Regions from separate parts of the Homo sapiens genome. Here region 1 is linked to region 2. Evidence: chromatin loops called from intact Hi-C (ENCODE). Cell type or tissue: A673. All regions are shown on one strand.

Region 1 (8,000 bases), 61 kb after region 2:
TTTCCAGCTTCATCCATGTTGAATGACTTTGAGAAAGTTAGGAAGCATCCCTGGTCCTGAGTTCCCTGATGTAGAAATAAAAGCATAATCCTCTGGAGGCTTTTCCAAATCTACCAGTCCACGTTGAAACTAATAATAGTGATAATACTCAAGATATTTCTGGTGTTTCTTATTTGCCATGCAATGTATTAAGTGCTCTGTAAAGTGATCTCAGTGAAGCAAACATATAGAGGAAAATATTTACAATATTCATAAACATTTTCTTGCTTTCCACATGAAAAAGCTGAAATTTAAAGGAGATAAATGATGTACCCAAGGGTACCTTGTAAGTTACTGACTCTATATGAACCTAGACGAGTGTTGGTTTTACCCAACAGTCCCTCAGCACTGCCTCCTCCCTTTACAGATAACAGGGTTGTTGAAAAAATTTTAAGCAAATTAGTAAAATAGTCAGACTGCTTCTCTTTTCTGTCTTTCTCTCCCTCCCTCCCTCTCGCTGTACTCTTACTACTCCATGAGTTACTTTGCCCAGTCAAGGACTGGGCTTTCTGTACACTATTTCAAATGCACATTGTTTTACAAGTTTTTATTCTGTTAGAATGCTTTGGCCAACAAAGAAGACTTCATTGGGGTGAATCTTATGGTCTGCTTGCTTCACAGAAAGATTTATGGATAAGACTGAGATACAGACTTATTTGTAAAATTATAGTGATTCAGTAAATATAATGTAAGGAAAAGGTTAACAGTTGATTTTAATGAAATCAGGCATCCTCCTGAAATAGAACCATTCTCTCCTTCTCCCCGCTTTTTCAACCTTCCCTTTAGCATGCGTCATTTCATACTTTCACACTTGTTTTGCTATGTGCTGCAAATTAGCAGAAACCCTTAGGAAAATTTGCAAGTGTTGGCAACAAATCCAAGCTTCCTTTCTTAAGTTGTGTGCTGTGGCCTTAGAAACCTCTCCTCTGTGATAACCAGAATCTTGGCACAGGGACTTAGGTGAGCTGAGAAATGTGCGTCTGTGCTTTTAATTCTGTGTAATCATTTGCCTCCAAATAGGGCCATTCATTAAGGAGCAATAATAACCTTTGAATAGTGCTTTACACATTTATGGCTAGCCTTTCAGCCCTGCCTTGCTGAGTTACAAGTAAGTGAATTTTCCATATCATAAGTGATTTTTTTCTATAACCTTACTCTGGCTCATTATATTTTTCTATCTTTTTTTTCTCTTTGCCTCAATTATTCCTTAACCTGCCCCTCCCTCCTTTTTTTATTGTTTTTAAATTATTTTCTTTCTTTTCTTCCCTTTCTTATGTCCTTCCTTCTTTCCTTATCTTGATAAATAGTTTATGCACCACTATAAACTATCATAAGTGCATACATATTTATATATGCATCTCTATATATAGGGATATACATATAGCCCTAGAAACAAAAATGTAGTAGTATCATATATTCTTTCTTATAAAACTTAGCCCCTGCAGTTGGAGATTTCTTTAGTAACTGCACCCAACACAGGAATTAAGAGACTAATTGGGATTTTTGCTGGTGGTTATCTTGAGTGTCTGGACTATAGAATCATCATGAACTCTAAAAGCCAAGTATCAGTAGCACAATGCAGTTGGAAATTTCTTTTACCTGGACCAATGTTGGTGGGAAGAATGAATTAAAATAGCTTTTTCACAGTACCTTTATAAAATCTAGAAACATGTTTATCCTTGTTGTATATTTAACTTGGTCCTTAAAGAACAAATAAGAAATAATAATAAGAACAATTTGGTTGGAGAATGCTGCAGATGGATTCATGTTTGTCTAGAAATGTCAAAGCAAATTTTCTGAAGTATACATAGTCAGAATCTGGTGGAGATAGAGTAGGGAGAGTTGTTTTCACCTGTTCTGTTAATTAATCTGAATATATGGTTTTATTATATAGAAATGAAGAAAATAGAGGATGCATAAAGAGAATAGCAAGCTAATGTCTGGCTGGAAATGGTCATCAATTAAATACATTTAGCCATAATGAAAGGCAAAGATTGACAGGTAGTAGCAACATTCCAGAAATCTTTTTTGGATTTCTGGCTGCCAGGCTGGAGTGCAGTGGCATAATCTTGGCTCACTGCAACCTCTGCCCCCTGAATTCAAGCAATTCTGCCTCAGCCTCCCAAGTAGCTGAAACTACAGGCGTACACCACCATGCCCAGCTAATTTTTATATTTTTAGTAGACATGGGGTTTCACCATGTTGGCCAGGCTGGTCTTGAACTCCTGACCTCAAGTGATCTGCCCACCTCCTCCCTAAGTGCTGGGATTACAGGCATGAGCCACCGCACCCAGCCGCACATTCCAGAAATCTCGAATGTAAGTCAAAACTTCAAATTCTATCCAATGAACAACGATATGTCAAGGGAATTTTGAAAACAAGGAATTAGAATAAAGATAAGAAAAATATGAATGCATTGGTAGTGCAGGAAGGAACTAGAGTCCTGGAGAAAAATTAGAAAGCTATTGGCATATTTAGGAATTAAAGTACCTTAATACCTTGCTAATAGCCAGCCATTTAATAAATGCTCTTTGGTTGAATGAATAAAGGAATGAGGTAACCTTTAGTCTACACACGGTTGGTGAAATAAAAAATAAAAAGGAAGGAAGAAAAACGGAGTCATATAAAAACCATAGAGAAGGCTTAAGTATTGATTGGAGGTGGGAAATGAAGAGAAGGAAGAGATAAAAATGCCCTGACACCAATGTCTGGAAACTTGATAGAAAGAGAAGTTTGTCTTATTCTAAAAACAACCACTTCTAAAACCATTTTCAATGGATAACTAAAACAAGCACAGCAATAAAGTAATTCTATTTTACTCTCCTCCTTTTACTTCTAGAATGTGTATATGTATATGTCTGTGTGTTTCTATTATGTGGTAAATGCTACAAATCTAATAGTGATAGAGGTAAATTTAATACATTTTTAAATGGAGGAAAAGCTACCTACATGAAGGAATTGGTGAGGTTGGTACTAGAAATAACAAATTAAATTGAATTTGATGTGACAGTAAGACCTCTAACTAGAGGCGATGGGCCCAGACTCCCCTGAGAAGACAGGAATGAAGACACAGTTTTAGAGTTAACTATGATAGAGGTTTCAGAATGAGCACTCTCTTTGAAGGACCCAATTCTATTTCAATTGAGAGGACACATATTAATATAACAATGTCGAATAATAATACAGTGTTGCTAAAGCTCAAGAGAGAATAAGAAATAAAATGCCTTAAATTAAATATACAAGTTACGTAATATATATTAGTGTTCTTTGAAAGTTTTAAACTTGCAGAATATTAAAATGTCAGTGAACCTAATCAAAGACTTCTACAATAAGATCCCTTGGCAGGGATTTGGTTTTCAGTGTTTTCTTTCTATATCTCCTAACGAGAAAGGCACACTTCTCCTTATTGAGTTAGATCTTTTTAAATTTAATTGAAAATTAAATTTCCGCTGGCTTGCTCCAAATGAAATTCCTCAGTCAAAGGTTTATATGGCAAGCTCAAAGGTGTAGTCCTTCTGGAATTTTACACACACACACACACACACACACACAAAGCGGCTGAGCCTCTAGTTTTAACAGCAGTCACATTCTTCCATACATTTCAGTAGCTACTACTTTCTACTCTAAAAGTCACTGCAGCTCACTTATGGATGAAATTATTCAGCCTTGCCATACCTACAGTGGCAAAAAATGATTACACAAAGTGAGATTACAATAAAGAGCTGATTGTCAAGCCTGAATGCAGGTGCCCAAGTGATGCAAGTATGCCTGGAATATTTCAAAAGAAATTTATGTCAAAAGAAATATTCCAGGGATATTCCAGGGAGAGGCAACATTTAGCCTCTCACTAGCCAAGCTTTAGCTCAGCACAGTAGTGCTATAGGTTCTCATACTTCATATATATTTTTTCTTTTGAATATAATCACATACATTTTATGGTACATTGTAGAAATTCATTTCTGACAGAATATTCTTTTTAGTAATATAATTTAGAGTAAATAACATCTATGAGACTTTCAGTTTTCAAATGCTTGAAATAGACTACCTGTTAGGTTTAATAATTTTTTAAAAAGAAAATTAAGTTAATAAAGTAAGCTGATTTTTTTTCTTTAAACCTCTACCACGAATCATTTGGAGAATATATTTATTCATCTTTTATAGAAAAGAGCAACATATTGTTTTAATAATACAAAAAAGTACAGAAATAAGCAATGAAAGAAAGCTTACTTATTAGCATGTGCTGAAAGAAAGAAACAAAAAAGACAGCTTTGAAGAAAGTAAGTTGAGATATAGGGGTATATTTTTAAAGATATTTGGGGCAAAAATTATGAATGTGTATTAGCAAAGAAAAGTTATTCATACATGAGTGTTACCAACTTCTACTTGGTTTTTAAGGGGAAAAGATTTTGGCTTATTGGGTCAGGTTGTGGGCGTCCTTTGGTATAAAAAAATAGGTAAAGACAGAATTAGAGAGATAATTAAAGAAAGCAGAGAGACTAAATTAATCTTCATCTTAAGGAATTGGGAGAAGAATAGAGATGATGCCAAAAAAAGGATTTAATTCCATTTAAAAAATCTTATATTCATATTCCATGTGCAAATAACTGTAGCAAGTGTTTCTAGGGTATATTTGAGTAGGATCCAGTCCCTGATCTCCAACAGGCTCACAATTTTATAGGCAGGAACCAAATTACTATTATGTAAACTCTGCTTCTTGCCAAACTAGATTAAAGTTTCATGCATATTATTCTGGGCGTCCAGGAAAAGTTGAGGTCATCCTTTGAAAAAAAAAAAAAAAGGAGAGGGGTGGCATTGTCATAATTATTTAAAACAATAGCATTTTAGTCATTCTTTGAGAACAGGGTAGGGCCTCGATAAGTTTAGAAGAGGTTAAATAAAGGTATTGCGGGCAAAGACAACAATCATAATTACTGCATTTGTCAGAATCCTGGCAGGACAGGTGGCACCCCAATGATATACATTACCATTTCTAGAACAGAAAGAGCCAGAAGAGCTAGCTGTCAGACCTGAAGAGAAGGTGTAGCCATGAGAAATAGCCACCTTATAGAAGCTGCAGCCTTTGACAGAATAATGCAACCCCTGCCATCCTGTAGAGGAGCTGGGAGGGAGCCTCGGGAATAAATACTCCAAAGATTCCTCTCCATTCATCTCCTACAGGAACCTCTCTTTGCACTACTCCAACCAGACACCAAAGAGAAAGGAGCCCATTAATTAAGTCCATGAAGTTCAGCATTTTGGAATACAGAGCCAGTGGGAAAAGTACGAGGCAAATCTGGAGCAGCAGAGGGGAAATATTCAGCCAGCACAGTCATTATCACCTTTATCATCACTACAGTTGACTAATTATCAAAGTTATCTTAATGAAAGTTCACATGTGTTATCTCATTTATTTTTCACAAAAACCCTAGATAGGGTATCATTATTTTATGCATTAAGAATCTGAGGCATTGAAAAGCCTAGTAACTTGCTTTTCATACTACAACTGTTAAGTGGTAGAGACCCGATGTGATTTTGCCAAAACCCTGCTTTTTCTACTGCACATTCTACCTTCTTTTCAATGAAAAGGCTAAAAGTGTAAGGTGTTTGGGAACTATCCTGTTGAAATGTTGCTGAAGCAGGGGGTCCACTGAGAAAGAAGACAGAAAAAACGTGATGGGAAAGATAGCCTGGGATATAGTGGGGGAAAGGGTTGTCTCTCATTGTGTGCATGTCATGTCAGATGTGTGCCTTAGAAAAGGACCTTTGTAGAGTTAATTCTGATCTAAACAGAGATGATGTGTTGGAGGAGAGAGTGAAGGAGAGCAGATACCTAAGAGGAAAAGAAGAGAGGAAGGAAGGGAGGGAAGGAGGGAGAGGGAAGAAGGAAGGGAGGAGAAGTGGGGCAGAGAAGATAGGAGGCAGTGTACGGATCTGCTGGAAAGATTCTTCATGGCAAAAAGTTGTAAAATCATTGATGATTTTTGTTATACTTGTCATTCGCTGTTTTTTGACACCTTGATGATGATTTCTTATTTTCTAATCTCACTTTTTTCAATGTTTTATCTTCTACTCTGCATTAGATTTATATATAATATGAAGTTTTAACTGCGACTATTCCTCTTTTCACATACTAACACTTTTTTCAACAAATAGGGGGGAAAGAAAAGAGAGAGGAAATACAAATAAAAGAAAATACAATTTGTTCTTTGTTTCATAATGCCTATCCTAAGTTATTGTTTTTTCTTTAGTTGTGTGGCTATAAGTACTCATAAAATGACAAAATAGATAAGGGAGGAGATCCCAGGCTGCATGACATTAACTGTATCCACCTGGGTGGGGTTTTAGAATTGCTTGTGTTGCCCTAGTGAGGCCTTGGTCACTTAAATGCCAAAAAGCTAGTCTTTCCTTATAAATCTTATCCTTTTTTTCAATCTAAAGAACACTTAAATATATTTACAAGAAAAAAACACAACCCCATCAAAAGGTAGGCAAATGATATGAACAGACACCTCACAAAAGAAGATATTTATAGGGCCAACAGATATATGAAAAAAAGCTCAACATCACTGATCATCAAAGAAATACGAATCAAAACCACAGTGAGATACCATCTCATGCCAGTCAGAATGGCAATTATTGCAAAATCAGGAAATAATAGATGCTGGCGAGGCTGTGGAGAAATAGGAATGCGTTTACACTGTTGGTGGGAGTGTAAATTAGTTCAACCATTGTGGAAGACAGTATGGCAATTCCTCAAGGACCTAGAACCAGAAATACCATTTGACCCAGCAATCCCATTACTGGGTAGATACCCAAAGTATTATAAATTATTCTACTATAAAGACACATACACACATATATTTACTGTAGCACTATTTACAATAGCAAAGACATGGAACCAACCCAAATGCCCATCAGTAACAGATTGGATAAAAAAATTTGGTACATATATACCATGGAATACTCTGCAGCCATAAAAAGGAATGAGATCATGTCCTTTGCAGGGACATGGATGAAGCTGGAAGCCATCATCCTCAGCAAACTAACACAGAAACCAAAAACCAAACACCACATGTTCTCACTCATAAGTGGGAGTTGAACATTGAGAACACATGGACACAGGGAGGGGAACAAGACACACCAGGGCCTGTTGGGGGTTGGGGGTAAGGGGAGGGAGCTTAGAGGATGGCTCAATAGGTGCAGCAAACCAGCATGGTACAAATATACCTATGTAACAAATCTGTACAGTCTGCACATTTATCTCGGTTTTTAAGAAATAAAGGAAAAAAAAGAACATTTAAAATCTTAATTGTACCCTTGTTTTGTCACTACATGTCTTTCACTTATTCATAAAATATAACATTATATTTTGTTTTTCATATATAAACATTGTACATATGATTATTAATAATGCAAACACATTTCCGTATGTTAATGTTATTGGTGTTTAGGAGCAGTCACCTTGATTCAATGTCCATGAAAGAAATAAAAAACAGAAAAAATGATTTCAAAAGATCTGTTCAGACTTTTGCAGAACATAAAAAATTAAAATATATCTTTCCAATTATTTGCAGTTCTGTGTAACATTCAAACACCCTCATATGTTGAATTAATTTATTTTTCAGAACTTCTTACATGCTCCCTTTACCTTACTCGTGTTGTTCTCTTAAATTTCATCTTTTGTTAATGTTTTCCTGCACCTGCATTAAGCTTTAAGTTTGAGAAAGCCACTATCAACCATCATTAATTACCCTTTTGTCTCAACTCTTCTTTGTTCATGGGTACCTTTGATAATTATTTGTTCAAGGTTTGAGCTATCAAAACACTATGCATAGAATATTATTAACGATACCTTACAATGCATGTTGTTTTACAAGGCACTTTTACATCCCTTAGTCATGTTATTCTTAACTCTCCAACAAACCAGTTGTTTAAACCAGTGATATACTGGTAAATGTTTT
Region 2 (8,000 bases):
GTTCTTTTTTATGATTTCTATATTTATCGATATTTTAATTATGTTCATATATTGTTTCTCTACTTCCTTGAATTTTCTCCACATTCTTCTTTTGCTCTTAGAGCATATTTAAGACAATTATTTTAAAGTCTTATCTAGTGAGGCTGATGTGTGTGTTTCTTTAGAGACAGTTTCTGAAAGTTAACTTTGTTCCTTTTGATGGACCGTATTACCCTATCTCTTTGAATGCTTTATGATATTTTTGTTGAAATTTGGTCATTTAAAAAAGAGGCCACATCCCTCAGTTTTTGCACACTGGCTCTGTGCAGGGGAAAACTTACTAATCAATGTAATATGAACACATAAAGTCCTCTGAGACCTTTTCTGAGCATATATTCTGTCTGAGCATGTGTGTATGCTTTTCCCTCTTATAAATACTGTAGAACTGTGATTGCTTTCCAGAGCTCCTAAAAACCTGTATTAGTCAGTCTGTTGTTTTTAATGTTCCTGTGGGTAAACAAGGGCTTGGAGCTTTCTAATCTACCAACTTGCAGATGTCACTCACAGACCCTGTTATGTTTCAAGGAGTCTCAACTCAGCTTCTTCTTGGGGCCTTAGATGTTCTACTGTATTATTTCCCAATAATCTCTTACCTTCAGTTTCTGTGGACCTGCAACTTCCCCTCTCTCCTGCAGTTTTTGCATGCATGCCACTGGTTTACATGGTTTCTAGCCTAAGATCCCAACTATACTACTGTTTCCTCTTCTGAGTTCCAAGTAAGGAGAGTGAGAAACTAGTGCCTTGGCAGTGCTCACACTGGTTATAACCTTGCAAATATGATCTACTTCGCTCTTTCTGGTCCAAGTGAGGGAACTGGGTATTGACATCATCTTCCACCTGTGAAGCACAACATAGGATAAAGAATGGGGCAAAGGCAAGTAAAACACTATGAAATTTCTTACCATTTTTAATGTGGCTTTTTCTTGATTGGGCATTTGCTTGGTTTCTGTAGATTTTTGACTATCAGATATACTATTAAATTATATAAATCAGTCTATAAGTTTATCTATTTATTTTAGTGTTTGTTTTCTGTGATGGATAAAAGGGCTTTGAGCTTTCTATTCTGCTACTTTCCTGATTATTTTTTAAAAGTTTTTAACAAAATACATTGTGAATGTAATACAATATTGTATATTTTGTATATTATTTTGATATATGATTTCAGCATTGGAAATAATTTCAATGACTTGAAAATATGTTATAAGCCTTTCAAACAGGGAAAGCAGAATTAGTTAGTTATTCATGTTGACACAGTTGTATTATGTTATTTCCTACTCTAATATATGACTCAAAGGTAAAGATTAATTTTTCATGTGACTTTTATTTGCAATCTATGACCCCAATAAGCACTGTGTTGAATTAGGCTTCTTTAAAAAAATTCCAGTGGATCAACCAATTTTTACTCATTAAAAATAATAAAAAATAATAATATGTAATAAAAATATTTACTTCTTCAATTTTACTGTAGTTTTCTAGTTTTAATCAGTTTGTTGTTCAAACAAGCAACAGTGTTATAAGCTAACTTTTGAAGGAGAAAATGCATGCTATGGTATTTAAGGAATTGTGGTTCATTTTAGATATATGATTTCAGCATTAACAAAGAAGAATTCCAATGACTAAAAAATATGTTATAAGCCTTTCATCATAGGGAAAGCAGAATCTATACGTTTCTCATGTCAATATTGTTTTCACTATGTTGTTTGCTACTCTAGTATATGATTTGAAAGGAGAAAGAGCTGAGGTTAAGAGTCAGCTAGGGGGCCAGGCATGGTGGCTCACACCTGTAATCCCAGCACTTTGGGAGGCCGAGGAGGGCAGACTACGAGAGGTCAGGAGATCGAGACCATCCTGGCTAACACGGTGAAACCCCATCTCTACTAAAAATACAAAAAATTAGCCAGGCGTGGTGGTGGGTACCTGTAATCCCAGCTACTCGGGAGGCTGAGGCAGGAGAATGGCGTGAACCCAGGAGGCGGAGCTTGCAGTGAGTCAAGATGGCGCCACTGCACTCTAGCCAGGGCAACAGAGCGAGACTCCGTCCCCCCCCCCCAAAAAAAAAGAGAGTCAGCTAGGGTTATTTTTATTAGTGGAACAAATCCACCCACTTTGCCTTTGTATCTCATCAGCAGAGTTAGTTTGGATTAAGTGTGTATAAACAATAATTTTAGTCATTTTTAACCAGTTTGTAACACCATTTCTAAAGTTCAACAATATGCATGTGATACAGAGATAGCTGGATAATTTTATTCATGCCTTGTGTTCAATTTAATAAAAGAGAAAAACACTTTGAGTTAAAGTCACACTTTTAGTGAAATGGAATGCTGTCTTTTTTTAATTTATAATTATTGTGGGTACAGAGTAGGTATATATATTTATGGGGTATATGAAATATTTTGATAAAAGCATAAAATGTGTCATAGTCACATCAGAGTAAATGGGGTATCTATCACCTCAAGCATCTATCCTTTGTATTACAAACAGTCCAGTTGTACTCTTTCATTTATTTCAAAATGTACAATTAAATTATTACTGACAATAGTGACACTGATGTGCTATCAAATACTATATCTTATTAACTCTATTATTTGTACCCATTTATCATCACCACCTCCCCCTCTTCCACCTACCCTTCCCAAACTCATCATCTACTCTCTGTCTCATGAACTATTTTAATTTTTATCCTCCACAAATAAATGAGAACATGATCAGTTTGTCCTTCTGTGCCTGGCTTATTTCATTTAGCATAATGACCTCTGGTTCCATCCATGTCACTGCAAATGATGGGATCAGCCATCTTTTTTATGGCTGAATAGTACTTCACTGTGTATATGTACCACATTTTCTTTATCCATTCATCTGTTTGTGGGCATGTAGGTTGTTTCCAAATCTTGACTATTGTGAACAGTGCTGCAATAAACATAGGAGTGCAGGTATCTCTTCAATATACTGCTTTGTTTTTTGGGGGAGTATCTACCTAGCAGTGGAATAGCTGGATTATATGGTAGCTCTGTTTTTAGTTTTTTTTTTGAAACCTCTGAACTGTTCTCCATAGTGGTTGTACTAATTTACATTCTCACCAACAGTGCACAGTGGTTCCCTTTTCTGCATATCCTCATCAGCATTTGTTATTGCCTGTCTTTTGGATAAAAACCATTTTAACTGGGGTGACAGGATATCTCATTGTAGTTTTGATTTGTATTCCTCTGATGATCAGCGATGTTGAGTACCTTTTTCATATGCCTGTTTGCCATTTTGTGTCTTATTTTAAGAAATGTCTACTCAGATCTTTAACCCATTTTTGACTGGATTATTCAATTTTTTCCTATAGTGCTGTTTGAGCTCCTTATATATTCTGGTTATTAATCCCTTTTCAGAAGGGTAGTTTGCAAATATTTTCTCCTATTCTGTGGATCGTCTCTTCAATTTCTTGATTGGTTCCTTTGCTATGCAGAAGCTTTTTAACTTGATATTGATATGAACAGGAAGCAGGGAAATATTGGGTAAAAGAGGGCGGAGTCCCTGGCAAGGGCTCCACCCTCAAGCCTGAATTTGTGGCCCTAAGTGAGAACTTCACTTCCCTGTTTTCCCAACCAAATGTTGCCTTTTGGCCTACCATGCCCCCTATCTTGTGCTCATAAGAACCCCAGATCCCAAACTCAGCGCACACACACAAAAGAAAGAAGCATCTGAACGTTGAGAGGAGAAGAAGCAGCTGGACATCAGAGACAACGGTCAGAGAGGAGTTCAGCCGGGGATGGTTAGGCCGCCTTCCCACTTTATCCCCTTGCCAGCTTTCCATCCTACTGAGAGCCACTTCCACCACTCAATAAAATTTCTATGTTCACCATCCTTCAAGTCCTTGTGACCTCATTCCTCTTGGAATGAGAGGACAAGGACCCAGGTATGGGTGCAAGACGCTGTCACACTGACTCTCCACTGAGCTGTTTTAACACTTAAGCCATCCACAGACAGCAAAACAAAGAGTACACTGTAACACTCACCCTTTCAGGATCCAGAGGTCGCATGCAACCTGTAGACACTGCCACAGGCCTGTATGTGGGGCGGGGGGGCGGCGCCCAAAGTTACTTGCCCCTGCTCCTGCACCTTCTCACCTGTGTGCTCCTACTCCCACAAGGGTTTTGAGCACTGCGGGCTGAGTAAGCAAGCCACCCCTTCATGAGTCCCACAAACTGGTCAGGGGAACTATCCTGTCTCAATATTATTCCATTTGTCTATTTTTGTTTTGATTGCCTGTGCTTGTGGGGTGTTGCTCAAGAAATCTATGTCAAATCCAATGTTGAAATGTTGTCTTGGAAACCTTAAGTAGTGAGCTATTAAGTAATTTTCTATAGCCAAGTTCCCCACTCTAAAATAAAAAGCCGATGATGGCCTTTACCAAGAATTTCTAAGAGTTTCTTTAACAATACAGTAAAATAAATTGAGAGGAAATACGGAAGTTATGACCTATTCATTTAGGCATGTTTATTTTCCCTGAAATTATACCCCAGATGTCATTAATACATTTCTTCCACAAACACATGGCTTTCAAAGCAGGAACATTTTTAGTTTTGCATATAAGGAACTGTATATTTAACATATTCTTCAGAAACAAAAATCATTGAGGATGACAGCCATGTACAGCAAACGAAAACAACCATTAGTAGGTGTTATTAAACAGAAGATTGAATGTTCATTCATCCAAACAACTATAATATAAAACTTAGATTTATTTTGTATTAATTTATGTTTATTCTTCAAGAAAACTGAACATGGAAAAGCCTTCTGATTATAACTACTTTCTTGGCAGATAAACAGGGAGATAACAAAGTAGTTATAGTGTAACACAGGAATAGAATTTATGCCAATCACTCTGTAGCTTAGATCCTATGTTGTATAAAATACATTTGCTAATTTAATTACATGGGAAAATATTGAAATATTGTATTATGAAATAATAATTCATACCATAGACTACAAGAATTGTGAGGTCGTTTCCCTGAACAGAATATTGTCTTCCCAACCTTAAGTGTTAGGGAAATGTTTTGTCTTGATAAATATGCAGAAAACCCTAGCAATATTTTGATTCTCTATAACTTATGGATTTCCTCCTTATACAGGCATAATGTGAAGTACATTAAGATGAAAACAGGCTCATTTCCTCTAACTTTAAATAAAAAATAATTATCTTTATTGTGACAGGGAGGAGTGAATACAAGGTGCTTTAAATGTATTGGCTCTGTTAAAGATATTTTTTCCTGCCAAATGCACTCAATTAAAACAGCTATCATAGGCTTACCCTATTTTCAGTAAATCATCATTTTTTTTCATTTTATTTTTATGATTGAATTATAAAACTCTTCAATGGCTCATCTTGGCTCTCTCCCCTTCCCTGAAGCCATCTTAAGTGAATATTTTTGTATACAACAGCACAAACATGCACACATATTTGTCTGTGTAAGGTCAAGTAAATGTCCATGATTTTTCCTTTATGGCAGTTCAGATGACCTTTTACAAGCCATTTGCCCCTAATACTCAAGTCTTAAACCCTCCTATTTAATTTACATTACTTGATCTTTTTGTCAGTAGAAATGAAAAGTCCTAGTATACCTATAATCCAGACTATCCATGGGCAAAATTGGAAGACAGGTGAACACTTTTCTCATTTTTCTTCATCCCATTTTTCTTTCTTTTTTACTTATTTATATATTTTTTGGCCTTTTGGTGCCAGTGTTCTTTTGTTCTGCCATCCCACTCATTCAAAAAATCGATTATAGTTCAGGCATCAGACAAAAGAGATTTGATAAATTTCTTCACACTAAATTGAAAGTAATGGCTAAGCTCTCCTATACAATGTCATTTTTCCTTTAATACGTGATGTTACATATCTAGGTAAAGAATTATAGATACCAATAACAAAGACTAGGGTAACTTGTGAAACAATAAAATTTGTTGCCCAAACCAAGAAACTTTTGATAGGAAAAAAAAAAGCGCTATTAATCACTCCCTGAGGATAATAGTGTAAAACAGAAGTGTCTTTTGTAAACCAGAAACTAAATGTCATCTTCTAGCCCTAGTATTCTTTGTTCAGGATATTTAACCCTGTATGTAGTTCCCACGATTTGCAGACATACACTGTCTTGCAAAACTTAATGTTAAAAGACATTGCTCTTTAAGGTGTCACCAAGTTGGCTTAGAAATCCTATGATGGGTAATTTTTTTCAATTTTTAGTTCAGAATAGATAGTTCCTTGGAAAAATCCTCAGAACTTAATTACCACTCACAACCAAGTTACTCTATGAATCCACATTACTTCATTGAGCCACTGTTTCCTTGTTTTTAAAATTGTGGGGGGAGGTAATTAAACTAGAAAATGCCCAAAGATATTTTCATCACTAATATCCTATGAGTGTGAGCAAGAATTATGATTAATTTTTATCCCTTCAATAAATAATAGCACAAACTAAAAAATCATTTATATGTAATCTATGTAAATTTTTGGAGCCCTGTAAAATAATGGTTGAAGAGAAAGGTGACAGAAATTTACAACTCCATTTTTTCCCCCTATTTGTGGTCTTCAATTGTGGACCAAGTGTGCTTGATCCCTTTCAAAAGTGAGATGTCATTGCAAATTGCAAACTCAGGTATAATTTTTTTTTTTTTTTTTTTTTTTTAGCTAGAGCATGATGAATGTTATTCTAGTGTGTGACCCTTTCTGCTGATTGTAAAATGAAAATAAGGGCATTGGTTTTTGTTTTATTTGTAAAAAAATTGTTAAAAATCAAATTATCTGCCATAATTCTGTATTATTTAAACTGAAATAATTTCACCTTAGGGATTCTGCAACAGTTACTAACAATTATAATGGCAGCTAAATGACTGTTCTCTCTTCATCTAACCCTAATGGACAGAGTCAGGTTCTCTGGGAAATCCATTCAGTTACTCTGATTCTATGAGATTAGAAGGTAGCATGACTTAGGACTTATGTAAACAAAGATAAAGATAAAGAATAGTGTTGAGATAAGACATAACATTAGAGGAGAATGAATACAGATTTTGAAAGGAGACAGATGATGCTTCAAATCTTGGCTCTGTGGTTGCTCAGTTTGTAACATTAGACTAAGTCACTGATTCTCTTTCAGCCTATGTTCCCTCATCTGTAAAATGGACTGCTGACATCTAATAACTCACAGAGTAGTTAAAAAATTTAAATGAGATAAATATGTAGAGCTGTCACCATTGCTGTAATGTCATAGACTGCACAACAATTACTTTTCTTTGCCTGAGAGTCATTAACAGATATAATCAGGAACTACTACTTGCCTTTGGAGCCTGATGTTTTTGTAACTTTTGTCCATATTAGACTCTCAGAAACTATCCTCTTACTCTCCTCTCCACATCCCTGCAAATAAAAACAACAATGACATTGATTCACAGACTGTGCTAAGTCAGATCAGCTGATGCATCAGCTGTAGGGAAGTGAGCCCTATCTTTCAGGACATCAATTCTCAATATTTGTTACTCATTAGAGCAATTGTTTACATCTTTAAGAATCTAACATTTCTTTTTATTTTCATGTTTTAGTTATTTCCAGTCAAGAAAAAATAATACATGCCCAACCTAAGTCATTAGGACTTTGTTTGATACAAAATGTGTTGCTATTTTTGATGGAGTAAACACAAATTTAAGATACCCTGTATGGCCAGGAAACACCATTTCAGAAAGCCACGAAGTAAATGATAGTGAGGGATGAATGGTAGGGAGAGAGCACTGAGACTGTGAAAATACTGCTTGTATAGCACTTTAGGCTCCTAGTGAGGCAGATCAAGAATTGTCTTATTATCTCGATATTGTATAATATGTTTCAAAAAGCCCATCCGGAACATTATTTTGATTTGTATTCCTTTAGAATCAACTTCAATTTCCAGTACTATCTTCTATCATTTTATGTTGTTATAAAAGTG

Evidence for each region. Peaks named below come from ENCODE experiments on the same cell type or tissue, not always from the same donor. Only the 100,000 strongest peaks of a DNase experiment are listed, where the experiment ranks them.
Region 1: a loop joins it to region 2, with 4 times the contacts of the local background. A loop is called at or near these places in 2 of 110 quality-filtered maps.

Annotation. Positions count from the first base shown.
Region 1 is chr9:28,400,492-28,408,491 of GRCh38, reverse strand. The region is part of intron 4 of LINGO2 (leucine rich repeat and Ig domain containing 2); the gene reads left to right. Among named protein-coding and RNA genes, the nearest start is that of MIR876, 460 kb to the left of the region's middle. In A673, no CTCF peak of the experiment used is centred here; no DNase peak of the experiment used is centred here.
Region 2 is chr9:28,461,125-28,469,124 of GRCh38, reverse strand. All of the region lies in intron 4 of LINGO2 (leucine rich repeat and Ig domain containing 2), which reads left to right. Among named protein-coding and RNA genes, the nearest start is that of MIR876, 400 kb to the left of the region's middle. In A673, no CTCF peak of the experiment used is centred here; a DNase peak (open chromatin) is centred at 4,484.